Linked DNA regions of Mus musculus: region 2 is linked to region 1. A link is a contact called in ENCODE Hi-C data. All regions are on one chromosome and are shown on one strand. The core of a region is the stretch at or near the end of the contact, and the rest is flanking DNA. Distances in the headings are between cores, read along the strand shown. Region 1 holds the start of Asb1 (ankyrin repeat and SOCS box-containing 1). Region 2 overlaps Kif28 (kinesin family member 28).

Evidence for each region. A loop is a pair of places that touch in the nucleus more often than their neighbours do.
Region 2: a loop to region 1 is called in a map of T-helper 2 cell, with 76 times the contacts of the local background. The contact joins the enhancer-like site here to the promoter of Asb1 in region 1. A Hi-C loop is called at or near these places in 3 of 37 maps with a recorded cell type or tissue (T-helper 1 cell, T-helper 17 cell and T-helper 2 cell).

Annotation. Positions count from the first base shown.
Region 1 is chr1:91,536,765-91,542,518 of GRCm38, reverse strand. Asb1 (ankyrin repeat and SOCS box-containing 1) reads right to left here and starts at 1,954. Exons shown (of 5, transcript NM_001039126.2): 1 at 1,655-1,954. The coding sequence starts at 1,706.
Region 2 is chr1:179,707,290-179,712,493 of GRCm38, reverse strand. It overlaps Kif28 (kinesin family member 28), which reads left to right. Exons shown (of 23, transcript NM_001370897.1): 11 at 1-42; 12 at 1,149-1,203; 13 at 3,020-3,143; 14 at 3,953-4,097. Among named protein-coding and RNA genes, the nearest start is that of Kif28, 35 kb to the left of the region's middle. Within about 2 kb of position 2,894, at least 1 of the 3 ENCODE cell types and tissues checked has a DNase peak (open chromatin) inside an H3K27ac peak, as active enhancers do.

The DNA.
Region 1 (5,754 bases), core at 705-3,204:
CTGTGGGGATGTCCTAGCATGTTACCAAACATATCCCTTCACAGGCAGGCTTTTTCTAGTCGCTGATGTGTTTCCATATTTGAATACAATATCCGTTGAGCCCCTACAGATTCTCCTATAGGTACACGGTGGTGACGACTAAGTATCCTTGCCCTCTGCGGCCTGAAAGTCCATTGACTGGGCTGAGACCAAGGCAGCACAAGGTTCACAAAAACCTATTCGGTTCACTCTGGTGCACAGCAGACCAACAGGCAGGCATCTATCTAGCCTGGAAATGGATCTGTAAGGCGCTTCCAGGTCCTCCTTTCATCACTGTAACTACAGCACAGTATAAAAATTTAAAGCCAGAGTTGGGGAGGATTCAGATGTACCGGGTAACTGTTAGGAAAATGGCTGGCACCAGAGGACTTCGGAAAGTCTCTGGACCCCCTTAGCTCACCTCTCCTCTACACTCCCAGCCCAGGCCAACAGACCTTCAGAATCTCCTCCAGTTCTAGAGCCGAAAGCCATTTCAATTTCGGACTTCTCTGATCATCTAATCCAACTACCCACTGAAGACCTGTGCCTCTACCCAAGCTGGAAACACACAAACAGAACAGACACTAAAACAACACTGGGGTCGGGGTGGGGTGCAAAACCACTTTTTCTTCCACAGGACTATTCTGTACCTTAAGAAATAGCTACCCTTTGACCAACCACCTCTCTCCCATTTCTCATTCCTGCATGACAGGTCAATCCACTCAAAGATCTTGTCTGTCCCTGAGATCAAATTCAATGACAACCAAAGCTCTTGGTGGTAGAGGCCTTGCCTTGCTTTTTCATGTCACCCCGATAGCCCCAGGTGAGTCAGGCCAATAGGACATCATCCACAAAGTTTGTTGAATTGATGGAGGGAGGAATGACAAGAGACTGTACCAACATTGTGGCTTTCTCAGATTTTCTGCATACAGAAGAGAGCTCAGTGAACTCTAAAATCAGAGATGGGTGCAGAAGCACACCTACCAAACACCTACCAGCAGGTTCAGAAAGACCCCAAGGTGGACGCCGTACCAGGAAACTCTCCTGGGAATTGTTAGTTCCATTGTAGCAGCACTGCAAAGTGGAGCAGCTTTAAGGCAGGTGGCAAGTGTCACCCTTTTTCTGCAGGTGGGTCAAGCGCCCCTGTAAGAGTTGTGGCACTAGCAAGCTCTCTGGGGACAGCACTGTCGTTAAGGTGGGTGGAGGTGGGGCGGAGGACGTTTGTCCAGTAGCTACTGCGCTGACTGGCTGGCGGGATGGGGAAAGGGAACCTGTCCGCACGAAGGCTGACCTCTGAGGGCCCTTACTGACCAGTGAGCTCATACCTGGAAGAAGATCCGAACCCCATGGTCCAGCCAGGGTCATCGCTGACGGGGATGGGCTAACAGGGTGGCAGTTACAAGGCTAGCTCCACCAGAAAGAAACCTCCGTGGGAGGGATGTCCACGAGAGGCCAGGCAGGAGCGGGGGCGCGCGCCTAGGGCCGCGCGGAGCCTAACGTCCACACTTACTGACCCCGGGCGCGATTCCTCGGATCTGGCCTGCGAGGACCGAGGACCCGAGTCCCGGACGCCCAAGGGACACTCTGACCCCAAGACGCAACCCCGCTCCCTACTACCCCTAGCCGCGCACGTTACCTGCGGGTCCCGGGCCGGCCCGTCCATCGGGGCCGGTCCCGCCCTCCGCCATGCCTACTTGGTCCTCAGCCTCCGCCCTGACCCCGCCGCCTGTCCACCTCCGCAGCAATCCTGTCAGAGAGCAACGCTGTCAGAGAAGCACCGCCGGCGTTTCCGGCAGGTGGGCGTGTCCAGGGCTCGGCTTCCGGGGAGTATGAGCCTCCTTTTCGTACTTCCTGCTCCGGACGGAGGGTGCTGGGGTCTCCACTTCCGGCCTGGCTAACGGACTTGATTGCTGATTAGCGGGGTTGACCAAACTGCGTCTCCCGAGGCAACAGCAGCAGCTTCTGGGGAAACGCCTTTCCTCTGGGGGCGGAGGCTTATTTGCATGCCTCAGGAACTCCTGGTTGGTCGATTCTGTTCCCGCCCACTGGAGGGCGGGACGTGGGCGGGACCGTTACGGCCCAGTGGACTGTGGTCCGCTATCGCAGCGGCTGAAGGGTGTTGAGTGACGTGGGGCTGCGCTGCTGTCCTTTCTACGAGACTCCAAACGGTGCCTTCCGAGTCGGTGACTTGCAAAGTTGTGTTAGACGAAGGCAGCCCAGAATGTCTCCATGGAGCCAATAGTGTCTGTAACTTGGTCAAGGCGTGTTGACAGAGTGGCTTTCCCTCAAGCACTCCCGATTTTACATCGGTCACACTGTGTGCGTTGCGTTACGAACAGTTCTTAAGCATGGACGCTGTCGGGTCCTTTCATTCTCCTCTACACAACTTAGGGAAGGTACCTTGCAGGGGGAGGACCCCAGTGGACCGGGGGGAGACCGCGCCTTAAGGAGACAGAAGCGCCCCGCTGTCCTGTGAGATGGAGGCAAGGCCACAGTCTCCAACACCGCGGCTGTGACTTGTCTGCATCTTTGTGTGGTCATGGCACACCAGCTGGGAGCTAGCGACTATAGGTGCCCAACAAATCCTCGTGCCCAGACTGGCTCAGTTGCACAGGTCTGTGGAGCTGTGTGAGGCATCCTGGAACAGAGCCACGGGCTCTGAGGGTTTTGAGGGGAGCGGGGAGATTCCTGCAGTGGTGTTTGGTCTTGATAACACCGTTGGCACGAGGGACAGGTGACACCAATGACGCTGCAAGGCAAAGAGCCAGAGGTGGCTCAGCCTTATGGCTCTGCTCCACGGCTGCACATCCCTGGCTGGGATACCTCAAGGGTAAAACCACCCAAATGCGCATCAAAATGTGGTGTCGTGGCCATCCATATATCCTTTAAAAAGCCTCTGCCCCAGGTTACAACATGGCCAACCCTGGAGGATCTCTGCTCAGTGAAATAAGCCAGCAATAACGAACAAATAATGCACTCTTCCACACATAGGTCACTAAAGGAATCAGCTTCGGAAACAGAGTGGAATAGTAGGTGTCAGTTTGCTTCCAGAAAAGGGAGTGTCACGGGTGAGGGGACAGAGATAAAACTCCAGGCTGTCACCCTAGCCTGAGAACTTCGTTGAGACCAAAACTCAAGCAAAACTGGACTTACTGCTTTGGCTCGGGAAAAAAAAAATTTGTTAAGACTAATGGAAGCAATGTTGAGGTTTTATTTAAAATACTTTAACATTAGACTTTAACCTAAAGACTTAGAAGAGAGGTACTATGGAAGACACACCCAAGTATAGCTCCTCAAGGGAGTCACAATCCTTAGCACTAGCTACTATATACACCATTTTGATGGCTCTCAACTTAGATCTCAAGAGTACTCAGAAACTAACACTCTCTCTCTCTCTCTCTCTCTCTCTCTCTCTCTCTCTCTCTCTCTCTCTCTCTCGTGTTTGTGTGTGTGTCTATGAGATTATGGGGTGGCTTCAGACATACCTTGGATGGAATTATAATCTGATAAAGCCAGGAGCCACTGATTGCATGAGTTTTGTGCATGTCCATTTCCTGTAAAAGTTTCTAGTGAGAGTCCTGGAAAATTGCAGGTGCATAAGTGCGGAGGGAGGAAAGCTTTAAGCAGTTAATTGTGCTGGAATTCCTGCTTCTCTGTTGGCAAGAGGCTTCAACCAAATTCCTCAGTAAAGGTAAAGGGCTCCTCTTCCTCCTCATACCTCCATGATTTGCCTTTCTATTCTATCTCAGGAGGAATAGGAAGTGAATACTTTTTAAAAGGGGTTTGGGGGTGGGGTAGGGCAAATGGAGACAAGATCTTACTAGCCCTTGGCTGGCCCAGAGCTGATATGTAAATGAGTCTTGCCTTAACTCATTGAGATCCACCTGCAGTAGCTTCCCAGGTGCTGGGAAAGTATACAACCACAGCTGGCAGAATTATTTTTATATTTATTTAAAGTGTGTGTGTGTGTGTGTGTGTGTGTGTGTGTGTGTGTGTGTGTGTGTGTGTGTGTGTGTGCGTGCGCGCGCGCGCGTGCGTGCGTGCTGGGAGCACCATGTGTGTGCTGGTGTCTTCAGAGGACAGAAGAGGGATTAGATAGCCTGGAGTTGGACTGACACGCAGTGGTGAGCTGGTGCTGGGTGGAGTAAGCCGGCCCTCAGCCTACATGAACCGGGTATTTCTGGAAGGCAGGCTGGGGCTGAAAGAGACTTAGACTGCAAGAAAGGAATAACGAAGCCAAGACAATTTTTCTCTGATCAAGGCCCACTAGTTTACTAAGAGAGTGTGCTTATAAAGGGGGAAGGCCCATCCCCACCCCCACCTCCACCCCCCCCCCCCCAGGCCATTCTTGGTGCCTAGAACCATTTTGTCAGCACTTGGTCGCCAGGCTGTTCAGATTGTCACCCAGACATTCAGGAATGTCTCAGGAAGACAGGTTCAGCCTCTCGGCAGGTAGCAGAAGAAAGAGCAGGGAAGTTGTCACTTCAAAAGGAGCCAGCCAAGTCAGAAAGCTGCCCCGCAGGTGGCCGCACCTCAGTGGTGACAAGGTCTGTACCAGCCCGCTTCAGGCTGGGGGAGGCTACCGCTGGGTGCTGGGTGCTGGGAACTGAACCCTGCTCCGCCCGTGCTCCACCGTGCATCATCTCTCCAGCCCCAGAAGTTAGTATTTTAATGGGACAACATGAGTTTGGAAAGATGAAAAGATTTGGGGTTGGTTATACTGTGTTTACTTATAGTCATAACTATAAATTTAAAGTGGCTAAATTATAAAGTTAAGATGGCTAATTTTATATTTTATCAATTTTTTTTTTCGAGACAAGATCTCACTGTGTAGCTCTGAGTGTTCCAGAACCTATTGTGTAGATCAGGCTAGCCCCTGAAAGTATAACAACGTAAAAACAGAATTCTAGGCCTTTAGGCCCAGTTGGGAATGTGGCCTTTGTAAAGGTATGCTAATCATAAAACAAATAGCGACATTCCTCCATCCACCCGCTTCCTGGGTTCAAAGAGTGCTCATTCAAAGAAAGTCACCCAGAACCTGCAATGCAAATGTGCTATTGTTAGGGGCTCTTAGAAGCGTCTTGAGAGTTAACAATTACCAGGTATTCCTTGTGACTCTTGTAACTTTACACTTCCTTGTGACTCTTAACTGGTATCTTCGGTATCTTTCAACAACGCCCTCCCCACTTCCTTAAGTTGTGGTTTCTTCCTTTAAATACCCCCTTACCCAGCTACTCGGGGAGCCACGGTCCTCTACCCCTGCGTGGTGTATGACCATGGGCCAGAGAGCGCTCTTAAATAAAAATCCTCTTGCAATTTGCAGCAAGACCCGTTTCTTGTGGGTGATTTTGGGGTGTCGCCTCTCCTGAGTCAGAACGTGGGGGGAGTCCTCACTCCCCCACGTTGTGGTTCTTTCACCCCAATGAAGAGATCATCAGCCTGCCTCTGCCTTCCAAGTGCTGGGATTAAAGGAGTGAGCCATTCACTATTCTCAGCACAATTTGGGGTTTTTGTTGTTTTGTTTGTAAAGAGATTCTGAACTATATGTTTTGTGTACTTTTTTGTTGTTGTTTTGACTTTTGGTGAAAGAAAGACGGGGAGGGAAGGGAAGGGGAGGGGGAGGGAGGAAGAGAACATGAAGTTGGGTGACTGGGAGGGGACCTGGAAAGAGTTGGGGAAGAGAAAATATGATCAAAATACATTGTATAAAAAAAATTTAAATAAAGAGATTTTGAT
Region 2 (5,204 bases), core at 1,645-4,144, about 88 Mb before region 1:
ACCCACAGCTCACGGGGGTCCTCAAGTTCTTCATTCACAATGGTACCTGATTCTGCTGTCCCCTTACTCTTCCATCCGCCCCCCCTGCCCCCACTCCACCACCCCAGGCCAGCTCTGATTTTCCTTTCCTTCCTCCCTCCCTTCCCCCACTTCAGATCCTCCCCTCTCTCCCTCCATGCCTCCTCCCTCTCCTTCCTTCCTCCCTCCCTCCTTCCCTTCCTCACTTCTCTTCCTCCCTCCCTCCCCCTTTCCTTTTTTTGATTTTTTTTTTAAATTGCACTACAAAGCAAATTCACATCTTTAACCTCTCTTGAGTGTTAAGTGCAGAGGCACTAAACCATCACCACATCTATTCCAGAACTTTCCATCATTGTGTCAGACCAGAACTCGATACCCATTAAAAGCCACCTCCCCTCTCTCCTTCCTGAGCCCTGAGAGACCATCGCTCTTCCTTCTGTGTCTGCATTTCACCATGCCAGGTGCCTCAGAGCAGCGACATCACCCTACAGTTCTCCGTTGTCTCTCTCAGTCCACGGAGTGTAACTAAGCTCATTCAAGATGTAGCATAGTTTGGAATTTCTTTCCTCGGTGCATGTTATTGGTTCATCACCCAAATGTGGTCACATCACATTTTTGTCTAATGGTTCCCGAGGAGGTGGCAGCCTTTGGAATAGCTCTCCATTACGTGTGCTACTGAATGGGTTGGAATGCAGAGCCCAGAGTTGGGCTGACATCTGTACTCTCCTCCCGGCCGCTATGCGTGTCTAAGATGGGTGTTGGGAGGACAGCCAGACCCACTCAGGAGCTGCAGGGGACACTGTGCACCTCAAGGGGCCAGCCACCACAGTAAAAGAGATTCTAAGAGGAGAGACCCAGCCTCAGTGGGTCACTGAGAACTAAGGCCCATGAAGAAGGTGACACTGTCAGAAAGTTGGCAATCCCAAGGAGGGAAAAGCAGAAAGTAAAAGAATTATACATAAAGCAGCGTCATATCTGGGTGTTATGATTGACAGCTCCAATGAGGAAAACAGATTCTTTGTCTGCTCTTACTGAGGAAAGAAATGCCACTTTCAAACTATCAGGGATATTACCTTATCAAGGCCAAAGGATGATAATTTTTAAAGATAAACCGTCCTGACTCTTTCCAGGCTCCTGTGATGTTGGTCGAGCTGCCTCAAACGCCATCTGCCTTCAAGGCCTGGGGTAAGGACAGCACCTGAGTCCTGAACTCGAGGACCAGGACTTCTCAGCCTGGACATCTGTCTTGTTTGGGTTTGGCTTTTTTGTAGATGGGATCATACTATGTAGTTCAGGTTGGCTTCAAATACAAAATCCCCTGCCTCCTCCTGGGTGCTAGATTGTCAGGTTTATGCCAACGTGCTTGGCTGGAGAAGATTCTGGAAAGATATCTAGTCATGGGTAAGGCAGACTTAAGTCCAGTTGGATGGGCAATATTTCAAAGTTCCCAGGCCTCCCTCAGCATCCTCTCCAGTGCTCACGAGAGAGTGGTCCTGGAAGTGCAGTGTGGTGCATACTTCCTGTTTCTTTATGCTCCTTTTGGGAGATAAGGGACAGCAATGGTTAGAGCCTATAAGGCAGAACTCCACAGCAGAAGCAAGGTGACCGAGCCAGAAACAAGGGGAGAGGAAAGACCACGCACACTGTGAGGGTCTTTCACGACTGTACCTCTGGGTGACTGTATCCTCAGGTGTCTGTGTCTGAAGCTCTCACTGAAACAGCTTTAAAAATTAATTTAGGCCGGGCGTGGTGGCTCACACCTTTAATCCCAGCACTCGAGAGGCAGAGGCAGGCAGATTTCTGAGTTCGAAGCCAGCCTGGTCTACAGAGTGAGTTTCAGGGCAGCCAGGGCTATACAGAGAAACCCTGTCTCGAAAAAACAAAACAAAAAACAAAAAAAAAAATTAAAAAATACATATATCTGTTTTAATTGACACCATAGTTATGTACATTTGTTTTTAAAAAAAGATTTATTTACTTATTTTATGTATATGAGTACACTGTAGTTGTACAGATGGTTGCAAGCCATCATTTGGTTGCTGGGAATTGAACTCAGGACCTCTGCTCGCACCAGCCCCACTTGCTCCAGCCCAAAGCTTTATTTATTATTATACGTAAGTACACTGTAGCTGTCTTCAGATGCACCAGAAGAGGGTGTCAGATCTCATCACGAATGGTTGTGAGCCACCATGTGCTTGCTGGGATTTGAACTCAGGACCTTAGGTAGAGCAGTCAGTGCTCTTAACCACTGAGCCATCTCTCCAGCCTCAATTATGTACATTTGTATCTACAGTGTGAGCTATAGTCTCTATTGTACAATGGTTAGCCATCAGAGATACCAGGGATTCTGAAATGTTCAGCTAATGAATTTGAGTATTATAATCCTATGCTACAGAACACCAGGAGTTCTCTGTCAGCTCCACCCCTCTGGCCATTAACCATTTCCTCACAACCTCTCTGGCTACGGTAACAACTCTTCTTTGCTTCTTTGAGATAAGTGTTTTGTCCTCCCCATATGGGTGAGAATGGAATACTTGTCTTTCTGGATGTGGACCTGGTTCATTATGGCCTCCAGTTACATCCACGTTGCTGACCTCAGGGGAATCTTCCTGGCCAAACGGTTTCCCCATGGTGTACATATACCATGTTTATCATCTGTTGGTGGGCACGGGGGTTTATTCCATAGCTTGGCTGTTGAAACACTTTCTTTTCTCCATTGATAGTTTTGTCTTTTGGTTTTTACGTCTGGAGGTTCCTGGCAGCTGTAGGTCTTCAGCTGGGGTTCGTTCCAGGACTAGAATAGCATCCTCACTGTCTGCCAGCTCCCTGCACACACACACCCACACATACCATGGCTGGGCCCGGCAGCCTCCAATAGCACTGTGTGGTGTTGGGGGGGTGGGTGCAGCAGGAGCTTCCCCACTGGCCACAGCTGTGGATCTCATTGTGCAACCCAACCAGCCATAATCTACCGGGTGACTGCATCAAACTCCTGTCTTAGAATTTCAGATAAACATGCTTCCTTCGTGAATTTGGATGGTAAAGTGACAGTCGCACCACACAGCAAGTGCAAAGTCATTGTTAATGGGGTACCAGTCACCGGCAGGACAAAGCTGCAGCATTTGGTAGGTCACAGCAGTGCCTCAGTGATACCCTCAAAATGGTGGTCGGGGGTGGGTAGGGGTGGCTCTCTTGTGAAATGTCTCCTGTCACAGAGAGAGGGGCTGGCCTGGGCCTGGGGCTTCCCATCTCTGCCAGACTGCAAAGGCTGAGGTGAGAGACCCGTTCTCTACCTGCTGAGTCTTGGGAACATTACTTGAGTTCTCTGAACATCACTCATAATTGAAGGAAGATGGAAATGGAGGATGCTCTCCAAGATCCTGCCCAGTGCTCACATTTTATGGTATCCGAGGCTTAAAAGAACCTGTCCTTGGGAGCAGCATAGTGTCTACTTAAGACAGTCCCTCTTTGTCCCTATTCATTCTGCCACCCTCCATGGAGTTCCTTCCTCCACAGTGGTTACCCTGATGTCCTTTCCCTCCACTGATCAGTACACACAGAAACCATAAGCCTCCTTTTAGAATCACAAGGTGTGCCCTCCCTAGCTTCACTGTCCAGCACATGCCCCATCCCCAGGGCTTCCCTTTAGCAGGCCAGCAGCAGTGTGGTCTACCTTACCCGCCCCTTCCCCCCAACATCTGCTCTTAAGTCTTCTACCCTCTCTGAGGACTTCTGAAACCCTAATCCGAATCAGACCCAGGGGACACTCCACAGAACCCCTGTGTTTTTCTTCTGAGGTTCTGACCACGCTGGTTCCACTCCTGGAAGAGGGCTGAGCCCGGGTGGTGATGGAGGGGAAAGAGTTCCAAGATCTCTGTGGCTGGCCTAGAAGCCTGGGCCCTGCAGCAGGCCAGGCCTTTGCTTTCCCTCCCAGGACCGCATCATCCTGGGGTCCAACAGTGCCTTCCTCTATGTCGGATTTCCCTCCGAGCGAGGTGCTGAAGACCTGAGCAGATTCGACTACGACTTTTTCCAGCTGGAGCGGGCTGCAGCCGAGGGCGTGAGTGTGGCCACGCTTGGTAAGTGCTCTGGGTCCGCCTCAGGCATTGGCCTGTGCAAACACAATAGCAACTGCTTTCACGATGTCAGAGTACAGCATGCAGAAAGTTAAAATGTGAGCTTGTTCTCTGTCTCTCTCTGTCTCTGTGTCTCTGTCTCTGTCTCTGTCTCTCTCTCTCTCTCTCTCTCTCTCTCTCTCTCTCTCTCTCTCTCTCAATGCATGCTGGGGATAGAACCCAAGGCTGTGTGCTCTTGCATGCTAGACAAGTGCCCTACCACTGACCTTACATCCCCAGCCCCCAAATATGGTCTTCATAGAAATAGGGAACTGAATATACGTCACAGGTGTGTTTAGCTCATTAAACCTGCCCTTAGGGATGAGGGTAAATGTAGCCCAAGGCGATGAACCTTGATGTGGGGGCAAGGTTTTACTGTTTCCTACAGCGAGTGGAGGCAAGATGCTCAGGTGAAATCAGCGGGTTAGATGAAGGCCTTCAGCCAACAGGGGACGGCGTGCATTGAGAGCCTGCTCTGGGCTGGAAAGATGGTGATGGGCAAAGTCCAGGCCTTGGTCTGGAAGAAGTTGTAGCTCTAGGTTTCTGAGTGGAAGATACTCCCTTGCCCCTCAGCTCACCCTCTACCCCTTTACTATCCAGGATTCCTCAAAGGTGAGTGTATTAGAGGCTCCACCCTCTGCCCATTCTCCTCCCTTCCCATCTCTCCTCCCCCAGCGCAGAGTCATGTGCACAGGATTGGCTGGACCCTACTGAGGTCTTTGTGATACGCTAGCTTCTCAGGGGTAAGCACCTATACCCTGTTTGCCTTAATCAAGCCTCAGGTGAGGAGCAATGAGGCACTGAGATTACAGGTATCAGCCACCATACCTAGCTTTGTTTTCAGATCTCACTCAGTAGCCAAAGCTAGCCCAAGACTTACCATGTAGCCCAAACTGGTATCAGTGCGTTAACCTGTCTCAGCCTGCGGGATTGGGATTACAGATGTGTGGCACCATGCCCATGTTCCACTGGAGTTCTTGATATAAATCCAAGACCAGGGTTAGTGAGACAGCCTCATGCTTAAGAAAGCTAGCTTCATAGCCAAGAGGACATGGGTTTATACCACCATCC